Linked DNA regions of Homo sapiens: region 2 is linked to region 1. A link is an interaction called in ENCODE POLR2A ChIA-PET data of the cell type or tissue named here. Cell type or tissue: GM12878. All regions are shown on one strand. Links, peaks and the distances in the headings refer to the core of each region. The heading gives the core; the rest is flanking DNA. Region 1 overlaps KCNN3 (potassium calcium-activated channel subfamily N member 3). Region 2 overlaps KCNN3 (potassium calcium-activated channel subfamily N member 3).

Evidence for each region. Peaks named below come from ENCODE experiments on the same cell type or tissue, not always from the same donor. Only the 100,000 strongest peaks of a DNase experiment are listed, where the experiment ranks them.
Region 2: POLR2A ChIA-PET joins it to region 1 with 5 read pairs; 5 of 35 experiments call an interaction of 5 or more read pairs at or near these places.

Annotation. Positions count from the first base shown.
Region 1 is chr1:154,831,040-154,847,902 of GRCh38, forward strand. All of the region lies in intron 1 of KCNN3 (potassium calcium-activated channel subfamily N member 3), which reads right to left. Among named protein-coding and RNA genes, the nearest start is that of KCNN3, 31 kb to the right of the region's middle. RefSeq lists enhancers at 9,338-9,839, 9,494-9,788, 14,366-14,425, 14,746-14,805. In GM12878, for the core only: no CTCF peak of the experiment used is centred there; a DNase peak (open chromatin) is centred at 6,832.
Region 2 is chr1:154,783,512-154,787,511 of GRCh38, forward strand. The region is part of intron 2 of KCNN3 (potassium calcium-activated channel subfamily N member 3); the gene reads right to left. Among named protein-coding and RNA genes, the nearest start is that of KCNN3, 85 kb to the right of the region's middle. In GM12878, for the core only: no CTCF peak of the experiment used is centred there; a DNase peak (open chromatin) is centred at 1,650; H3K4me3 peaks cover 300 bases; H3K27ac peaks cover 2,468 bases.

The sequences.
Region 1 (16,863 bases), core at 5,254-9,253:
ATTGGCAAAGATTCCATGCGATTCAATCAAACTTTTTATTACATGTTTGCCATGTGCCAGGCACTGTGCGGGAGGTGGAAACATACAGGATGAGGCCTTTTTAAAGGCAGTTTGGTCCTTGCTGCTCCTAAGGTAGCCAAAAGCTGGCCCACCTAGGATTCTTGCAGACACAAAGCAAGCACTTAACAAGTGTTTCTTGGGTAAATGAATATGGAACGGTAAATACAGACTTAAACCTTTGGGCTCCATACAAAGGCAGAATGGGAGCAGAAGGGTTTGTAACTCCCCACCCCTACAGGGAGGATGGAGGTGGGATGGAAGCCCATCAAGCACCAATAGCCCGGGTCCTTGTAGAACTGAGGGGCTTGGCACCACCCCAGAGCAATTAAATTGGAATCTCTGCAAGTGAGGTCTCTGCACTAACTTTTAAAAAAAGATCTCAGTGAATCTAATGTGCGGGCCAGAAATGAGAATTGCTGTTCTGGGGCACAAAGAAAGAAGCCAGGAGGCTGGGGTTGCCCTCACAGCTCTGAGACACTGTGAAACAGACAGTCATACACACAAGCAATGGAGCTTAGAAGCCATCTAGTTCAGTGCCCCATGAGTCTCCTAAGATTTCTGGCACATGGCCATCCAGTCTCTGCTTGATTTTCTCCAGGGGTTGGAAACTCACTTCCTCTCAATGTAGCCCTGGAGAGACTCTATTTTGGATGGCTCTTTTTCAAAGATCTGCCTGCAGTGCTTGGTCCCAGTGAAACAAATGCCTCTGTGAAGACCTGCTCTGACTTTAGCATCCCGGTGTCTATGTCAATGACTTTGACAAGTGAGCCTCTCCCTGGGACACACACTCATTAACGTACAGAACACCAGGAGATCAGCTAGTTCCCCAACCCTCATTCTCCACGATGACACTGAGGCTGCCTTGCCCCCATCATACAGCATCCTGGCTTGGAGAAAACTTTAGAACCCAGGTGTTGGGGCTCCCGGCCTATGCTTACAGGGGCAGGCAGCCCGGCCCACCCTGCTTTTCATACTAACGGAAATATAACAACCGGTCCCTGAATTCATCTGTTCTCCAAAAGCCTGTATCCCTATCCTGGAAGTCACCTCCAAGACTGTCACTTAGTCACTGTTTCCTTCTCCAATAAAAAAATGGGCTCCTGATGAGCTTTTAGCCTCCTCTGCTTGTGGAATGTGAGTGCTCTTGGCCAGTTAGCAATTACATTACTCTTGTGGTGTCAAGAAGTCCCTACAGCCTCCTCTGGCTTTGATGAATGCGTACCTGCCACTATGCATCAGGTTCTGAAGGTCCTGACACCATACCTTTATCTCAGGAGAACTGTATAGCATACTGAAGGTTCCTAGTCCCAGCCCCCAGATCTGTCCTGGCATCCAGGGTGTACAGAGTTACAGTGAAACACTTAACCTTTATTCACCCTCCTAGCGCCTCCCAGAACGCTGGTCAATTTGCCATCACCATGAGGGGTTCACCTAGCAAATATTTACTGCTCCACCTGCCAAGGATCTGGCCCCCATATTTCATCCAGATTGCAGGAACCCCCATTTTCTTAAATGTTCTAGAATATTTGAAACAAATAATTGTGCTTTCTGGATGGCTTGCTTTGAAGTAGTTTTGCTTTCTCTTAGTAAAACCTATCTGGCTCCCAAATGAATAAAACAGCAGGAAATCACTTTGCTCTACAGAAAGCTGTGGGCTCCCTGTTAGACTGGGTTGCTGACTAGAACCAAACCAGCCTAGCTGGGCTTGTCCCAGGCCTGGGCTTCCCTTTCCCCATCCTGCCCCAGCCATCGCTGACAAGACGCACAACAGATTCCCAGATTCTCTGCAGGAGCTGTGGTCAGCTAATTACAGGGAACTGGCTACATTCATTTCAGATGGCTATAACTTGAAATAATGTTGATTTTCATCACCTGATAGCCACAGAGAGGTATGTGGGTTTTAAAGACACAAAGCAAGGCCTACAGACAACTCCCCACCCTGGGTCTCTCAGCCTTATCACCCCTCCAATTGGCCTTCCCCCTTTCCTCCCTCCAGCCCTTGCCTCTGTCTGCACCAGAAGCTGCTGCAACACTAGGGCCCCAGCTGAACCTTCCAACTTCGTCAGAGAATTCCAAAATGGAGAAAACCACTACTACCCACCTGATGCTCAGAGGCAAACCCATTTCCATCCCCACACTGGGCAAAATCATCCCCCAACCCCGGCAATGTTTGGGCCAAATGAAAATTTTTAAGACACCCAGAAATCACATATGGTGAGAAAAACAACCGCCTGCAGGCTCCACAGACATCTCTGGAGGCTGTTCTGGAGTTTCCCAGATAAAGAACAGCCTCGTCCGTGTTTCCCAGCCATGCTTCCAGGCTTCCCGGAGTTGCCAGCATTCTGAGGGCAGCATCACCTTCCTTCCATTTCCACACCCACGGCCTTGCCAACAAACGTGAGACAGTGAGTCCTCCACCCAACACTCGACTTAGCTGGAAGAGGCCTTCTAAGCCATCAAGTCTGACTCCCCGATTCTATAGGCAAGCAAATTAAGGCCCAGAGAGGGACTCTGGCCTACCCAAGGCCACACACCAGTAACAGAAAGGGCTGATAATGCCCTAAGCCTTCCAAGGGTGGGGCTGGTGTTCTGCCACATCCTCACTCTGCCCATCCACCAGCTTGAACACTGTCTGAAAGGGACAGGCCCCTGTCTTAGTCCTCTCTCCACCCCTCTGCAGCTACTCAATTCAGGTTTGGGGAGTGAACATTTCCTCCATGCCTCATTCAAGGACAAATCAGGAGAAACAATAATTACCTACTCCAGGTTCTCTATCTTCTTTTGGCTTAACAATACAAAAGCTTAAACATAAATAAAGGGAAATGGTCTGGAAAAATAAAAACCAGTTGGCATGGAACTATTGGCATCTCAGTGCGGCATAAGAAGTAGAAATGCTGTTTTTCAGAAACAGCACAGCCGTGAGTTTCCTAACATTTGGCACAGGTTTTTCAATTGTTTGGATGTGATGGACGATGTTGATAGAAGTGGTGGAGACCAAACACAGGCTATTAATAGACCAAACATGGCACTTGTATAATTCTTTCTCTCTCTCACTAGCTCTCTGGCACCAGACTGCTGCCAACCTGCCTACCTTTTACTTTGAGGTGCCATGAATTCCAGCAATGGGGCACGACACGAGCCCCACTGCCTGCCCATGTCCAAGCATGTTCATCTGAGAGCCTGGAGGAAGGCTGGAAGCCACACACCAACGTGGGCCACCAGCCTGTACAGGGCTTCAAGGAAACTGCAAGATGCAAAGACTCCTTGGGTGCTGGTCCTGCCTATCACGGGGCATGCAGTAGAGTCTCCCAAGTAGACTATCCATGGTCTAGGGGGGGTCAGGGAACCTCCCAATTCCTCCATGTGGTTATTTCCTCCATTTCTTTCTCCAAGAACATGAGGCAGCCCCATCTCAAGGCGGGAGCTCATTCCACACTAATTGATTCAAGTTAGAGCCATTTCAAGGCAGAAGGATCTCCATGGTTCCCCTACAGGTGTTGCCTCTAGGAACTCTCCACAGATTCAAACTCTACAAGGACTTACTGAGTACCTGTTATATGACAGGCTCTGAGTCTACCCATCCATCTTCATATAAACTCTCACTTAATCCTCACAGGAAGGAACTGTCCCCACTTGACAAATGAGAAACTGAGGCACGGAATGATTATACAATTTGCCAAGATCACACAGCTGAACTGTGGGAGCCAGACTTGAAACACACAGCTTCTGATTCCAAGCCCAGGATTGGTAAGGACCGCAGCACAGTCCCGGCTGAGACCTACACCCTGAGCTCTTCACGGAGGAGGTCGCTTGTTCCTGCTCCACTGAAGCCAGATTTGCTACTTCTTTCCCCCTGAGCTGCACTTGTTTCCACATCCCCAGAACTCCCGGTCCTGACCAGCTGTCCTCTACCTGCATGGGGTCAGCCACCGAGGAAGCCAGGCCAAAGACTAGAGCTGGACCGTTTGACACCATCACCATCTTTAACATCTATTCAATGAGACTAAAAAATCCTTTCTTCCTTCCAGGGTTGTTGTGAGGAAGAGCAGATAATGAACGTGAAAATACTCTCCCAGTCGAGGGTTCCCACGGGCTTAAAACAGCCTATGCAGAGGGTGGCGATACATTCGGGTTTACCCAGGAGAGTCCAGTGTATGCCTGTTATCTGGCATAATTATTACTATGAATGGTAATCATTAATATAATAATCTCAAAAGTGTCCCAGTTTAGACAATGAATCATATGATCACCCTATATATGTAGTATTTGCTGCCAAAGGGTCTGAGAGAATTGGGGCCCCCTTCCCGCCCTCTGCCCCCACACCTGCCAGCTTCCACACCCACTATGTGCACTCCATTAGCAGACACTTTGCCAGGCTCATGGGCAGACATCATTCTGCTGGATCAAAGCAATTGTTAGTAGACAGTATTTTTAGCAAGGTGGTGTCACAGTGCCTGGATTAATTGCAATTAATTATATGTCACTCCTTTAAGGTTTATTTCATCAATTATGGACAATCACGGCCATGTGCCTTGCTTGCTTTAACCCTTGGTGACTTGAATTTCTTGGCACAGAGGAGGCTGTAACCATGGAAAAGGCTGAATATCAGAATATATTTGCTACTGAGTCACTGTGTCCTGGATGTCAGTTTAGGGCTTTCCTGTTTACAAAGCATTTTCTTGCACAGTTTCCTATTTGATGCTGGGAGGTAGAGAGGACCACTCCTAACCCACAGATGGAAAAACTAAGGCTGGGAGGATTTAAGCAATTACCCAAAGCCATACAGTTAGGAAACCCCACTCTTCTAACACAGGGTTGCCAAAACATTTCCAAGTCTTCTGTATAGACTGATGAGTGTGACCCTCTGGCATCAGTGGTCAGATAGCCCCATGGCCAGGCATGGGGACAGGATCTGAGGGCGTCTGGAGGCAGACTTGCCAGGGAGGAGCCAAAGGCACCTGACGCATGTCTGCCAGGCAGAGCAGCCCTTACCTTGAGCATTTCAAGTGGCCCTAATGTCAAGAAACTCCAAGAAGAATGTGTCCGTGCCAGAAAAATATGCAAACAAGGACACCCAGCACCTTCCTTCTTTGAGTGTTGAGCAGCCGGAAGAGCAGCCAGAAGGTACCTCGTACAAGTGAGGAGATGGTAGGACTCCCACAGTACCCCTGGGTCCCTCTTGCTGTTGTAATAGGAGGAGCCAGAGGAACACCCCACCTGATACTCGACTGGCCTTAATTTGGGCTCCTGCCCCCCGTCTATTTTGCCCTGCACCGGTTACAGAATATTAGTTCTAAACAGATCTCTGAGCTCCCCTAGTCCAAAGCCTCGTTTTACAGATGGAGAGACTGAGACCCCAAGCAGGGAATGCCCCATCTCCGACCCCACTTGCCAGGGCAGAGCTGAGCAGGGACGTGGGCCTCCCCTCCTGTGGGTTCTTGCTGACTGTGGCTGGGAGTCTCAGCTGGGAACTGGGGTGCTGTCTGGAGCGTTTCTCTCACGGGAAAGTTTGCTGCGTCTTTTCTTCCATCCCTCTTTCTTACCTCCACCCTTGTCTCACTCTCCTCACCCACATTTCATCCCTCTCGCACTATTCCTGTTTTCCGGGACCAGGCTTTAAGATTGTCAGCTAAAGGGGCTAGGTCTGAAGGAAACTCGGCTGGAGCCCGAGAGCCGCCGCCCCTGGGCTCCCTCTGAGTGGCCCCTCCAGGCTCAGGGCTGCTTCATGGCACAGTCGGGGTCCTTTCTGTCTCTCTGCTCCATCACCTCACAGAGGACTTGGCACACAGTAGGCACTCAATAAATACTTGATGAATGAATGAAGGGATGCTACCCTATGGCCTGTTCCCAAGAAGAGGAGAATCGTGCAAAATCACTTCCCTGCAGGCCCCATCATCTAGGTGGGGAACAACACTTCCAATTGTGGGGAGAACTCCATCAACTTTTGTTTCCTCGTTCCACTGACTAAACAGATACTTATTTGCTTAGAACCCATTGTTTAAGCCTTTTTTTTTTTTTGAGACAGAGTCTTGCTCTGTTGCTGGGCTGGAGTGCAGTGGCACAATCTCAGCTCACTGCAATCTCTGCCTCCCAGATTCAAGCAATTCCCCTGCCTCAGCCTCCTGAATAGCTGGGATTACAGGCGCACGCCACCACCATGCCCGGCTAGTTTTTTGTTTGTTTGTTTGTTTTTCATTTTTTGTGTTTTTCTTTTTTTTGCATTTTAGTAGAAACAGAGTTTGACCATGTTGGCCAGGATGGTCTCGATCTCCTGAGCTCGTAATCCACCCGCCTCGGCCTCCCAATGTGCTGGGATTACAGGCATGAGCCACCGCGCCCAGCCTATCTACATGTAACAGCTGTGATCAAAGACCTAGGAAAACAGCCAACCCAGCCAACTCCTCCTCCTGGTTCCTCACCCTGGAGGAGCTCTGGGCCCGAGAGCACAGAAGCTAGGAAGGCAGCAGAACGAGTGATGCTTATGGGGGAAAACCTGGCTTTCCACCCACAGCTGTTTCAAGGCGTCCTGCAGAAGTGGGTCTGGGGGTCCCTGGGCAGGAAGAGCCAGTCTGGGGCTCCCAGGCATCCACTGCCGGTGATGACACACTGAGCTATCAAAGCTTGGGTCAGAGCAAAGGAAAAAGCTCACACCAGCCAAATGCACAGACATCTCACAGATGTCACGGGCTACCAGGTGGCAACCCCGAAGCAGCTGCCTCTTGTCACGTGGGGGCCAGGTGGGTGGGGATTTTGGCCCAAGGGGGTGAACTGTCTCACTGAAGAGACACAGCTGGGCCCAGCCAGGGCTGTGTGCCGTGGGGAGCCAGGTGTGCTGAGGTCAGCGGGGAGGAAGGCGCTCTCGCAGGGCTGGAAGAGGAGAAGCCAGGCAGGCCTGAATTACGAGGGCAGGAGTGCACATGCTTCCTGGAGGACTCACCCCTCTCCCTCCAGCTGCCACCAGCTGCTGACCACGGTGGGACAGCCAGCTGACAGGGGTCAGGCGGCCAGAGGTGGATGGACAAGTACAGAACAGAGAGTGTGGGGGCCAAACAGGAAGGCGGCCACGGGTGTGGAGAACGTCAGGGCTAAGACAGACCTTAGAGTCTTTGCATCTTACAGGTCAGGACCCTGAGGCCTCGACTTGGCCAAAGTCACCCAGCTGCTAGATCCAGATCTAGAATTTAGAGCTAGAGCCTAGCTCCTTCCCCTACTCCCGGGCTCCTTCTGCTATACCATGTAGATTCCATAGCAAGTAATTTAAGACACAAATCGTGCCATCCCACTCCTTAAATCCCTTCTGCGGCTCCCCACAGCCTCTGGGATGAAGGCAGACCCCCTAAGCAAGGCATGATCTGACCCCTGCCTGCCTCTACAGCCCCATATCTCATACTCACACCATAAATTCTAGCCATACCGAGTTGCTCACACTCCTTCAAAATGCACTAAGCTTTCGTTTCCCTCAACCTTTCCATGTGCTTGCTGGGCCGGGAACAACCTCCCTGCCTTAGCCTTTCCCGTTCCCAGTCAACCTTCAGGACCGGCTCCGTTCTCGCCACTCCCACCACCCTACCCTCCAGAGCTGCCTCCGCCTCTGCGCTTCCTCCACCCTGTCCCTTCAGGCCTCTTCGGGAGACAATTCTAAGTGCGTTGAGCATCTGCTTACCAGGCTGTGAGCTCTTTGAGTGTGGGAACCAAGTCTTTGTCATCTTTCTGTTTCTCCCCCACCCCCAGCACCTTGCACAGTGCCTGGAATGTGAGAAAAACTCCATTAATGTTTGTGGAATTAATTATCAAATTAAGGAGTGAATGAAGCCTGGGCAGCTTTGACAGTACCTTGTTTCTCCCGAAGCTACTTTACCTACAGAAGGGCCAGTGCCACTCAGGACATCTCTAACCGCTGATCTGCCTTCTGCTCTCCCTCCCTCCCCATGTTGGAGGGCAGTCGGGTCACTCCATGGGAAAAACAGCAACTGAGATACAGGGGACCCAAGTAACACCCCCAGTTGTGGTGCTGACACAGGTCGCTGTGTAGCGATGGCAAAGCAGCTGAGATGGTGACTGAGTTCACTTATCCATGAAATGAGTGCATAACCACGTGCCCACCACCATCGAGTGACCTGCGATCTGCAGACCTCAGGAAGCAGGGCGCAGTTGTGCTCCCTCCACCCCCATCACTGCTCCAAGGCTCTGCGTACCTACACCAGAAGGGGAACAGATCCCATAGCCCAAAGGAGCACTGAGCCTCCAGGAGACCCTTTGGAGGCTCTGGTAATGTGATTTTAGAGACCATCTGTCTTCCAAATTCTGTTTTCCCTGTACAAAATACAAACAAGATACGACACCTGATTTACATCCCCTAAGCACCACCAGCTGATAGGGAGGAAAGGTCCCCATGCAGTGAGACAGCAGCAGGGACGAACGTGACCTGGGTTTGGAAAAGACACTACAGGCAATCCACAAAGTGGATAATCCACACCTGGCTGACGAAGGTTTGGCCCAGGCACAGAGAGTGCTCCACAGTGAGTGAGGGTTGCTGGACTCAGACCCCCGCTCAGCTCTCACTCGACAAGGCTGAGGACCTCGCCTGGGGCAGACTCGGCCACAGAGCATCTGAGCCTTTCTAAAGCAGTCCTCAGCCACCCCCAAGAGCCCTTCTGGGGGCCCTGGCCACTGGCCACTGGTGGAAGTGTTTTGAATGATGGAGCGCAGAGACAAACACAGACGGGACAAGGTGCCAGGAGCCACATACCAGAGCTGCTTCTCAGAGCTGCAAATGGCTCTCAGATGACACCCCAGCTGCTAGCTCCTTGCCAGGGGCAGGGTGGGCAGAGAGGCCTGCAGAGCAGGGGCTAGGTCACAGAGCTGGGGGGAGGGGCACAGGGAGTCAGGGATTTCTAAGACTCAGACTGGGAACCTAGCAGGAAAGGCACTGGAAATTGTACTTACTCCATTTGGTTTGTCTATTTGTCTCTTGCAATTTATCTAGTATTTCCTAAAAGGTCACTGGGTGGTGATTTCAATAATGTAAAATTTGTAGAGATGCTCTAAAAGAAATGTACAAATTTCACAGGTTTACACTGGCTTAAAAGCAATATATTTTATTAAAAGTGTCTATTCTAAGTGCACTTTGGATAGGATTTGGAGACTGATTGGTTAGAGATTCAAAAGGCCTTGTGCTATTAAAAGATCCACTGTGTTTTTGGGGTGGTAAAAAGAAATAGAAATCAAAGCATTTGCAAAGGTATGGTTGGTGGATGGAGAAAAAGCGGCGTGTGAGATCACAAAATCCTTTGTCACCTCACAGTCCCCGAAGCAGGGAGCTGGGAAAGAAAGATGCTTATTACAAGCAGAGGGCCAGGTTTCCTGCGAAGGCTTCCGTGTCCCAAAATCTCACAAGCCGCTTCTCACTTTCCTCTCACCGCTCCTCATTAACTGAAGCCAATCCTTGTCATTCAAAGGAAAATAAACAGGGAGCAACTGCCTGCAGAGACAAAGAGTCCTCATATCGGGACAAAACGGCTTCTCCAAGCAGACACCTTTTCCCTCAGCCCCAGTCAGAATTCTCTATTTCTTTCCAAACAGCAGAGCCATTTCCTTCCTGTCAGCCCAGTGATGCACAACTTCCTGTCAGGACAGCTGAGGAATCTGGAGAAATGTGTCTTCCCTCACAGCCTCTGCTCAGGTTTGCAGGGCCTCAGACAGTACCAGGGAGCAGAGTGGAGAGCTCCAAAGAAGCAGCCCCTCCCACGCCTCTGCCCCCACCAACGCCCTCCCCGGATCCCCCAGGTCAGGCCACCGAATCCAGACTGAGTGTGTGCACCGCACCCTGCCATCTTAGGCTTCTGTCTCCCAGAAGCCTTTGTGGGAACCAGCATTTCCATTCCCAAAGCCACCAGGTGGAGACCAGGGGCAGGCCTGCCCCTGCGGGGTCAGGCCCCGACCTAATCAGGACCCTGGGGCCTGTCAGAAAGACTGAGGCCTGCCCTAGGGCTGCAGAGATGGTGAGGGCGCAAGGGAGGGTCTTTTCCGGGTAAAGATGGGCCGCTGACAGCCCCCTTAGGTCAGCACTCTGGCAAACCCACTGTGGTATAAAAATAAAAACCTCAGTCCCACAGACTCCACATTAAATGGAGTGAGAGGCAGGGAGATGAACACTGAAATAATCACCTCCATTTAGTAAGCGCTCTCCACGTGTCTGCATTCTTCCTTTAATCCCCAACAAACCCTGGGACAGTGGTTCCCAAACTTTGCGGCACATTAGTATCACCCAGGGAGCTTTTTAAAATCCCCACACCCAGGTTGCACCTCAGGGCAGTGACATCAGGTCAGAAGCTGGGAGCCAGGCATCAGCATTTTTTTAAAGATCCCCAGGGGATTCCAAAATGAAGCCAAGTTAGGGGACCACTGAGCAAGGCACTGTTCGTACCTGTTTTATTAATAAGGAGATTGAAACTCAGAGAGGTTAAGTCGCTTGCCTAAAGCCACACAGCTTCTAAGCAATAGAATTAGGCTTCTGGTTCATGCCTGTTATTCCATCACAGAGCCCCCCTCACTCCAAACTTTCTGCAGAAAGTTGTTCAGCTCTATCTACCAGGTATTGTCTCCCTACTACATCCCCATCCCCGAATGAGAGCACCTGCAGACATCTTTGCTTGCTAGCAGGAGTAAGGATGAGATGTGCGAGCCGAAGGGGCTGTGCAGGGCTGGGGAGAGCGGGCTGAGTGTGTGCAGATGGCCTATTGGGAGGTCATGGGATCGGCAGGTTCTGCTCCTTCCTCATCTGACAATGCCATTTAAGTTCTCTCCAGAGCAAAGCCTTGGCCTGGCCTAAGAGGATGGCCAGGTGTGAAGGAAACGCACGCGAGAGTGTAGCCACGTGGGTGAGCGAGGGCACGACAGAGGTGGTGAGGATGGCACACAGCCTGGAGAGGGCGAGCCCAGGGTAAGGGGTGAGGGGAGACCCCCGGGAGTGCTCCAAACCAGAACCTTGGGGGATTGACCCACTTCTTGCTGCCTGTGTGACTTGCAGCAAATCACTTCCAGTCACTGGGCCTCAGATCCCCTCTTTGCCCTGCAATGGGGTGGGACCCTATGGTCCAGAGGGTTCTCCCACCCTGGCCTCCACAGTGATCATGGCGGCCCCCTTCTTGGGTGTGAGCAGGTGCGGGTGTGGGAGCAGCTGTGGCCTCATCCCAGGCAGGGTCCACACACAGTTCAGGCACCCACAGAGCCCTGGCTCTCAGAGCTGTCTGGCCAAGACAGGGAGGCCAGTGCACCTATTGAACATACAGGCCGAGGAGAGGGGCCCTGGGGCAGCACCCCACACTTGACCTTCCTGAGTGTCCCAGCCATGACCTCCTGAGCTTCACATCACCTGGTCGCACCCCAAAAGTGGGGCAGAAGGGGGCTATAAGCAACTGGGATTTAAAGCCCCTACCCCTCACCCCAGCCCACTGACCTGCAGCCTCCACTGGCTGCTTCCCTAAGTGCCAGACAGAATCTGGTTTCCCTCCTGTGGCTCATTCAGGGACCCCCCCCCCGCCACCACCTCCTCTGTGAGCTTTCCCCGGCCCTCCCTGACATAATTAAATGCTCAGTGCTACTTCTGTGCCTGGTTCCAACCTCTCCCCTTGCATATATTACACTACACTGTGCTCACCATCTGTTTACACTGCTGTTACCATCAGGGCCTCAAGGGAAGAGTCCGGTTTGACTCAACAGAGGCAGCAAAGCATCACGGTCTGCAGAAGGGGCTTTGGAGTCCGAAGACCTCACTTAGAGCCCCACTTTGCCACTTCCTCGCCATGTGACCAAGCCTCAACTTACTCATCTATAAAATGGGGCAGTAAGAGTAGTGACCTCATAAAGTTGTCATACACATTACATGAGATGACACGTGTAAATAAGTGGCTTAGCGAAGGACCTGACACTTATAATAGGAGCTCAATAAATGACAGCTATGAGTGCCTTCATATCTCTGACACCTAGGGCCTAGCACAAGCCCAGCCCATAGACATAGATGCTGAAGAAGTATGTTGAAATAAGCTGAACCCCAGCCTGTTTGTAGCCTTGACGGTCTGCTTGGCCTCTCCAGGAGCTAGATATGGTCCCTGCCCCTCCCACCTCCCAACCAGGGCTGGCTCCCTGCATCCATCCACCCTGCAGAACAGTTCCCCTCCCCAGAACAAGAAGCTGCCCCATCCAGGTTCTAGACAAAAAAGCCAGCTGCCTGGCTCTCCACAGCTGGTTCCCAGCGTCCCTTCAGCTTGAGAGCCCACATCCCCGGGCTTCCAGGCAGCACCCACTGAGCTCAAGCCTCAAGTATCCTCAGTCCCAGCCTCAGCCCTCATCAAATATTTTTTTTAATAGAGATGGGGTCTGGCTATGTTGTCCTGGCCTCAAGCAAGTCTCCCACCTCGGCCTCCCAAAGTGCAGGGATTACAAGTGTGAGCCACTGCGCCCGGCCCCTCATCAAATCTGAAGTCCCAAGGTTAGCGAGTATGCAGGGAGGCTGGGAGAGAAAAGCAAGAGGCCCCTTACAGCAGAGGCTGAAACCTTTTAAAGCAACAGTGAGAAACGCTGAGAGAGAAACCAGGCGGGGTAGGTGGGGAGTTCTCTCCCGGAGACTCCTTCTCACCCTTGCTTCCCACAGAACCCAAGAAAAAGGCACTTGGCAATAGTTACAATTCCAGACGGCACTTAACGAAGTCCAATGCCTCAGCAAGACAGACGTTTGGAGAAATAATGACCCAGGGGACTTTCAGGGAAGGCTGTCTGGACATGGAGGGGCGGCTGTGAGATTTAATGAAGCCAGTTCTACACAAGAGTCCAGCACAGGGTGCGGTGCCCCTGCCTCGGTGACTGCCCCGAAAGTAGGAGGGGGGGCTGCACAGCCAGGCCACAAAGGGCAGACACCAGGCCAGCAGGGGAAGGCCAAAGAACACACCCTCGGGACCAGCAGGGGCTTGCAGAAGGGGACTCCACCCAAGGGAGCAAATGAATGTCCCCCGTTACACACAGATCTGGGCAGACGCCCTCACCCTCACTCCTTCCCCTCCCCAACCCTCCTCCAGCCCCTCCATTATGCAAATCAAGTGACTACACAGATTTGCATAATTCATGCATTATTAGTACGCGTTCTTGTCAGGCTTTTAGACTTTATAAAGCAATTTTGCTACCTTTAATGGAGAGTAAGAGACAAGGTTCTAGAGAGAGATTTTCTGTCCTTCTTTCATTAGACATGAAAACAGTCTCTAAATCTTAAGCCAGGGAGAGAGTCAGACAGAAATGAAGTGACTTAGAGTTGGAAACATGACCAAACACCTCGTTGACACTTGGTGTCAAAGGCCTGGGTGCCGGGCATCGCGCCGGTCACACATCCTGTCAGGCCTCTCAGGCACTCAGACCATGGAGTAGTCCCCAGTGGGGCAGACGTTATTATTGGGAAGTCACTCCAGGTTCCTGGGAGACTCAGTAACAACAAAACCCCCACTCTGGGTTTGTATCGCTTTTTTATATTTTACAAAGGGCTTTCGCTCTGCTATCTTACTCAGCGCCCACAATAAGGCTATCGGGTTGGAAGGGCCACATTTTTACCCTCATTTTAGACATGAGGAAACTAGGGGGCCAGTTGCAGTGGCTCATGCCTGTAATCCCAGCACTTTGGGAGGCTGAGGCGGGTGGATCACCTGAGGTCAGGAGTTCAAGACCAGCCTGACCAACATAGTGAAACCCCGCCTCTACTAAAAACACAAAAATTAGCTGGGCATGGTGGCGGGCACCTGTAGTCTCAGCTACTTGGGAAGCTGAGGTGGGAAGATGGCTTGAGCCCAGGAGGTGGAGGTTGCAGTGAACTGAAATTGTGCCACTGCCCTCCAGCCTAGGCAACACAGCCAGACCCCGTCTCAAAAAACAAAAAAAAGAGAGAGAAAAAAAACTGGGGCCACTCACCTAAGATCAAATCTAGGCTCTCTGTATTTTTTCCACTACACCAGGGATGGCAAACCCCTTGCCACTCTTCCATTTCCCCTGCCCAAGATAGACCTCATGAATCAATCAGGGCACTCTTCCCATTGAGCTCAGACAACACCTCAGAATCCTTCCCAACACAGCCCTCCTGGAAGCTGGTACCAATTGTTTCAACTTGACACCCAGATAAAACCTATTTGCTGTTCCTGCACTGTATCCTGCCAACTCCTCAGCATCCAGCCAACACTGTGACAGTGCCACCAGTTTCTGGGAAGTGCCTGTGGGCTAAGCTTAGCCTGGCTGCTCAGCCCCAGGAGCCCCAGACAGCCACCATCAGCCAGCTCACCGGCTCCAAATGGAACCAGATGCACCTGCATTTGGGAGCAGATCAGGGAGAGTGACTCCTACACCCCCGGGCCCAAGAGGTCTCTGCTTTTCTCACTGCGGGGGCCCCACTACCCAGGACCACTGAGGCCACCTTGACTAATGCACACCTGCTTCCCACACAGCAGGAGCCAAAGGTGTCTGCTTCTGCAACGGACGCAGCATTGCTGTGTGGCATGGGGCCCTGCAAGGGGTTCAGTCAGGGAAGGGGCCACATGACCAGACCACCCCCGCAAACACACACACACACTTCCCTAGGGCCGTGCCCCAGCCAGTCCCAAGGGCACACGTCCTTCCCTTGTACACATGCGGAGCCTCCTCCTCTAGACAGATCCTTCTGCATGGGCCCCTTCCACAACCCTGCAAGGAAACTTGTTTAGTAAATAATAGTAATAAAACCCTAAAAGTGCTCATTTTGATCCTCACGCACATGCTTGTTGTCCAGGCTAGAGAAATGTGAATCCTGCCTTCCCCAACGCCCTACCAGCCCCCAAGCCCATAGGGCAGCCCTGGCTCCTTTCCTACCCTTGTCAAGAGGCCAGTCCCCTTTGGAAGATGGCAAGCAGCCTGCCGGTCCAAAACAGTGGGGTGGCACAGCACCCACACCAGCCAACACCAGCTGGCAGCGGCTGCCCTGGCTGGGGGGCTTTCCTTCTGGAACCCATCAGCGCTGGCTTCCTGCCAGGCCCAAGGGAGATGAAGTACACCCTCTTCCTGACCACGTCTAAAGGGCCTAGACGATGCCTCTCCCAGCCAGAACCCACAGCAGTTACCTCCACTCTCTTGCCTTACCCTTACTTCACAGTGTGGCACCCTCCCCTTCCTGGTCTCCTGAGCCCCAAATCCATGCTGCTATTGCAATCATCAATGGGCTTATTCTCCAAATCATCGCTGGCTTCTTCTGCCAGGCCTTGCTGAGTTCCTTCCTGATATTTACAGCCCCCGAGGCTCCTTTCTGGAGGACGATTAGGCAGCAGCATACTGAGGGGGAGCCAGGAGCGTCTGCCCCCCGGGAGGAGGAGTGTTTTATCACTGACCTTGTTTAGAAGTGCCGGTACACAGCAATAACAAAAACCAGACTTTTTGTTGGCTTTATTTATTTTTCTATATCCTCTACAGACAGTGTACCCCTCATTGTCTGCACCGGGAGCCGATTGCTCCCCTGCCCCTTGGTACCCTACTGCCATTGGGTGTCTGCAGCCAGTTTCCATGGGGCTGGGTCAGATTTCAGATGAACGAGTGAAAGAATACACAAAATTGAGCAGAGAAAGCACTGGCTCCAGAAGCTCCACTTCTCGCTGTACTCCACAGTTGGGGTAATCAAGGCCTTTGGGGACTGCCCTCTAGGGATTTACTGTGCTTACTAGAGGAGGAATGAAGGTTTATTCAGCACTCTCAGGCCCTGGTGCTGTGTATCCATCTAGACCTATCACTATGTTGTGAGGTAGGCATTAGAGCGGCCCCCAAGGCCAACCTCCCATCACCACCACCCACACATGGATGTGACCAAAGCAGGCACCGGACTCGGAGTCTTCCTGCTAGTAAGCGGCAGAGCCAGGAGTTGAGCCGGCTCCGCCTGACCCCTCACCCCCCTCCCTGAGCCCTGGGCTCCTCCCAGGCCTGCCTCCCTGAATCCTGTCTGCCCCCTCCCCTGCCTGCCCTCACTTGTCCGCCAAGCATCTACCAGGGCCCCTGTGTGCCAGGCACGTGCTGCTGCTTTCACATCCCTCATCTCCTGGAACCCTCCTCACTACCCCCCCCTGCCCTCGGGGAGCCTGCACATCTCTCCAGGCCACACCGAGAGGGAAGGGGCAGAGCCAGCGTGAATATCAGGTCACTGGCCCCAGATCCAGGGCTCTTTCCTCTCTGGAGCCTGAGCTGGGCCGGCACCCAGCTGGATCCCTGGGCAGAGGCCCAGCCAGCCAATGGGAAATGCCATCACGGAGGAAGGCACCGAGGACCACGGGGAGTCACCAATGACACAAGCAAAGCCAGAGGCTGGGCTGGCCATGCTGACCCAAGACCCCGCTCTCCTGATGCCACACTGGGGTTGCCTGCAGGGAGGCTGGTGTCTTGAAAAGTTGACTCTGAGATAGATATTATAGTAAGGGTCATTTATGTGAACCACATGATTAGAAGTCCCTAGATTTCTTCTGAATATCCTAGGATTTTCCCCAGCCCCTCAAAGCCAACACGCCCAAGATAGAATTCACCATTCCAACTGCTTCCCAAGTCTTCAACTCCTTTAAAGGCAAGGAGGTCTTGCCTCTCCCCACCCATCAAGTCAAGTCCATCATCATATCTTGACAATTAAAAACAGAGGCCATTTATTGAGCTAAGAACATGACACCTGCGTAATTACACCTGTGTGATGCCCTTACAGCCACCCGTGGGCCAAGCATCATAATGCCCACTTTACAAACACAGACACTGAAGTTCAGGGAGACCAGG
Region 2 (4,000 bases), core at 1-4,000, 53 kb before region 1:
CCTAGCGAGGAAGAGACCATCTTAGTTTAGGAGCCCACTTATGCACCCCAGCATGTTTGCTAATGAAGAAGATTCCTCTGGACAGGCTTGGGGTGGGGTCAGAGGAGACCAACACAGGGCTTAATATATGTGCCCTAGAAATGAACAGGAACACTGGAGATGGGGGATTGTGAGCTGTGGGACTGGAAGGAGAGGGGAGCTGGCTAAGCAGCACCTTGGGCCAGTCCCATGAGAGGGGGAGGCCGGAGCCCACTGAGGACTTGACCACCCATGAGACAGGGACAGTGCTGAGACTGTAAGATCAGGAGCATGTGGCGTTCAGCGCTGTCTTATCTGTTGTGCCACCACCACCTCACCCCTTCCCCTTGCTCCAGATCCATGGAAATGTCAGCTAACCTAGAGGCCTTGGTCATGGGTCCCTCGAGGAGCAACAGGAACAGGAAGGGTGCCTAAAGCGGTTACTAAGTACAGGATGGAGGTGGAGAATTCAGCAGAAAGAGTTTGGCATCAGATGAGCTGTCAAGAGAGAAATGGAAGTTTCCAAGCCCCCAGAGACCAGTGGAAAGACACCGGGTCCCCTCCTGTGTGGGGTGGGAGTTTGTAACCAATTATATTTGAAGCAGTAAGGCCAAGTGACCCCGGCCAATCCTTGGGTTGCTGTGGCCACACCTTGGTCTCATCATGTGCTCCACCCCAGCCATCTTTACATTGCTGCCAGAGCAAATGTTCTAAAATACAAACCAAATCATGTCACCTCCCCTTCTAGAACCTTTCCGTGGCAACCCAGAGTGTCCACCCTCCTAGCTGCACTTGGCCAAAAGGGCCTTTTCCCACCTGGCACCAGCTGGCCCCTCTATCCCCATCACCTGCCACACCCGGTGTCTCATCCCAGCTAAACCAAGTTACCAGTAACCCCTAAGCTTGCGCCCTTCCATCTTCTGTACAAGCACTCCCTCTTCTCAGCTTCTTCACCAGAGACCTCCAGATCCAGCGTCCCACCCTTCCACAGGCCTAAGCTGGTCCCTTCTGACTCCCAGGTGGGGCTGGGTGCCTTCCTCCAGTATTCCCCAGGCCCTGTGCCCCCTGCTTGTCACAGAGCCAATCCCCAAATGGCAGCTGGAGAAGGATGGCCAGACAGTTGGGGAGTGCTAGCCCCCGTTTCAGGGGGCGGAGGGAGCAGGGCGGCGGTCTCCATTAACAATGGTAACAGCAGGGGCCATGTATTGCAGCCTCACTGTGCACCAGGTCCTGTGCTGTGTGCCTTACAGGCACCATCTCATTTAGTCCTTAACAGGATTTTGAGACAGGTATTCTTATTTCTATTTTACAGACAGGGAAACTGAGGCTCGGAGAGGCTAAATAATTTACTACAGGTCATACAGTTAATAAGGGGCAGACCTAGGCTCTACAGCCAGGGCAGGCAGCTCTCTTGACTACTGTGTGTGCTGCCCCCAGGCTGTGCTAGGAAGGCTTGTTGGGCTGAGCCCCAGTGTTTGCCTATCCCAGGCCAGGCCAATAGGTGTTTCTGGTTCTTTGTGTGCCTTGGCAGATCCAGGAGTCAAAGGTTTCTGTGCATCTGCTAAGTCTGGGGTAAGAGGTATCGTTTTCTCAACAGGAAGTTTCTGATAAGTTTCTTTCCTTTTGACACATGAAAGGATCCTGCTGAATGTTTGGGGGTAGGGGAGGAACAGCATCATCACTGGGGCTGCTGGGCCCTGATTGGTTCTAAGTCACCTGTTTACCACTAAGGGAGAAATTCTTTAACCCTGGCTTAGGGGATATTTTTAGCAACTAAAAATAAATAGGTTTTTGGATCTTTGAACAGCCTAGGGAGCTGAAGAACTGAGGTCAGGACCAGGTGGTGGTGGTGGGCAGGGAGTGTTTGTTTTTTCCCCAACTGACTAAAAGGCCCTTCACCTCCTTCCCAAGGGCCAGCTGCACTGTCACCCCTTCAGGGGGAGCTTTTCCTGATCTCCCAGTGGCGGGGGCAGCACTTCAAACAGCAACAAGCCATTTGGTGAGTCCAACTTGTTGGCTGGGGCCTAAGCACTTTTCTTTTTCTTTTTTTTTTTTTTTTTTTTTTTTTTTGAGACAAGAGTCTCACTCTGTCTTCCAGGCTAGAGTACAGTGGCACGATTATGGCTCACTACAACCTCTGCCTCCTGGGTTCAAGCAATTATCCTGCCTCAGCCTCCCGAGTAGCTGGGATTAGTACCCAGCTACCACGAGTAGCTGTGCACCACCACACCCGGCTAATTTTTGTATTTTTAGTAGAGGTGGGGTTTTGCGATGTTGGCCAGGCTGGTCTCAAACTCCTAGCCTCATATGATCAGCCATCCTCGGCCTTCCAAAGTGCTGGGATTACAGGCATGAGCCACCACACCTGGCCTCCTAAGCACTTTTCTTTACATCAACTCTTTGAGTCTCACAATAGCCCCATAAGAAAAGTGAACATCCCCCAGACCTCATAGCAACTAAGTGGTGGAGACAGGATTTAAACCAAGAGGCCACACTCTCATCTATTAAGTTTCCATTCTGGCCGAAACCTCCTTCTTGATCGTCCATCTGAGCCGCATTCCTGTCCACCTGCTTGTCAGCACCCTCACTAAAGCAGGGGTCCTTGAGGACAGACATCTCCTTGGTCACTGTCCTCCACAGTGCCAGGCACAGCGCCCAGGGCCACCCAAATGAATACATAAAGGGTTTAAGGTGTCAAAACTATATCAATGTGACTGTAAAGAAATATTTTAATTGTTCACCATTTTTATAATCCTCCTAAGGCAAAAGAGTCTTTTGTAACATATGCACAAGATAGAAAAAGAAATCAAAGAATATTTTAAAAGAACTGCTTATTATAATTTTTTAAAAAACCCTGGAAACAACCTGAATACACATCAATAGGGAAACAGCTGAATATATTATGGTACTCATACTGGGGAACATTATGTAGCTGTTTTTAAAAATGAAGTGGATCTATATGTATTGACTTAGAAAATGTTCATGATATATTGCTAAGTAAAAAGAGAAACTTACAGCATAATGGGTATAGTGTGATTCCTCTTTTTTAAAAAAGCAAACACCAACACATAAAAACAAAAATGCCCATATATGTGTATGCATGTTGGTACATTTTTGTATAAGCACACACAAAAGGTGCATTAATCACCTCTGGCTAAACACTAAATTGTTAACACTGGTACTACTGGGGACGCAGGGAGATGGGAATCAGGGAACCTATTGATTTTTTTCCTTTTGATAATGAGAACACACCTCTGTGTTAAAAGAAGCCTATATTGCTTTTGTAATTTAAAAAAACCCAATAAAGTATTTTTTAAAAGAGCTGTCATGGAGAAAGCCACTTGTGGCGCCTAATGGTGATGTTTTAAGCATGGCCATTCTTGGAGGAAAAATAATTGCCCAGGTCCTTTCCTGCCCTGTAATTTTCTGTGTAGAGCTTCAAATCCCCTGGGAGCCCCCAGGATTTTATGAATACAGCCCTGCTAGAAGTGTTCATAGCTGAGCTCCTCTCACAAGTCTCCCCCTCCAAGGCCAGCCTCATTACCAGATCCACAGCCCCTCTAACTAAGCCACCTTGTGAAAAATACTTCCAGGGCATGAAGATTAAACAAGGCACTTATTTCAAGGCCACCTCTCCATGTGAATTCCTATCGTAGGCACTGAAAGCCGCGTTAGTCAGTGGCCCACTCCGCTCCCCCACTGAGGGCAGAGGCCTAGGCTCCCTGTGGGAAGTGGTGGCCCTCCCCACGGTTGAGAAAGGAAACCTGCTCCACCATTCCCTCCATTTGGGAGGGAGGGACCAGGGCCAGGGCCAGGGCCAGGGCCAGGGCATGCGGCAGCCACCATCACCACAGCGACTGCTGCTGGTGAGAGGTCACTGCGGATCTGGCCTCAGCGTGCCAGGTACAATGCCAAGACCCGTGGGGTACAGCGGAGATCAGGATGCAAGTTCCTGATGAACCAGGAGCTTAGAACTGCGTGT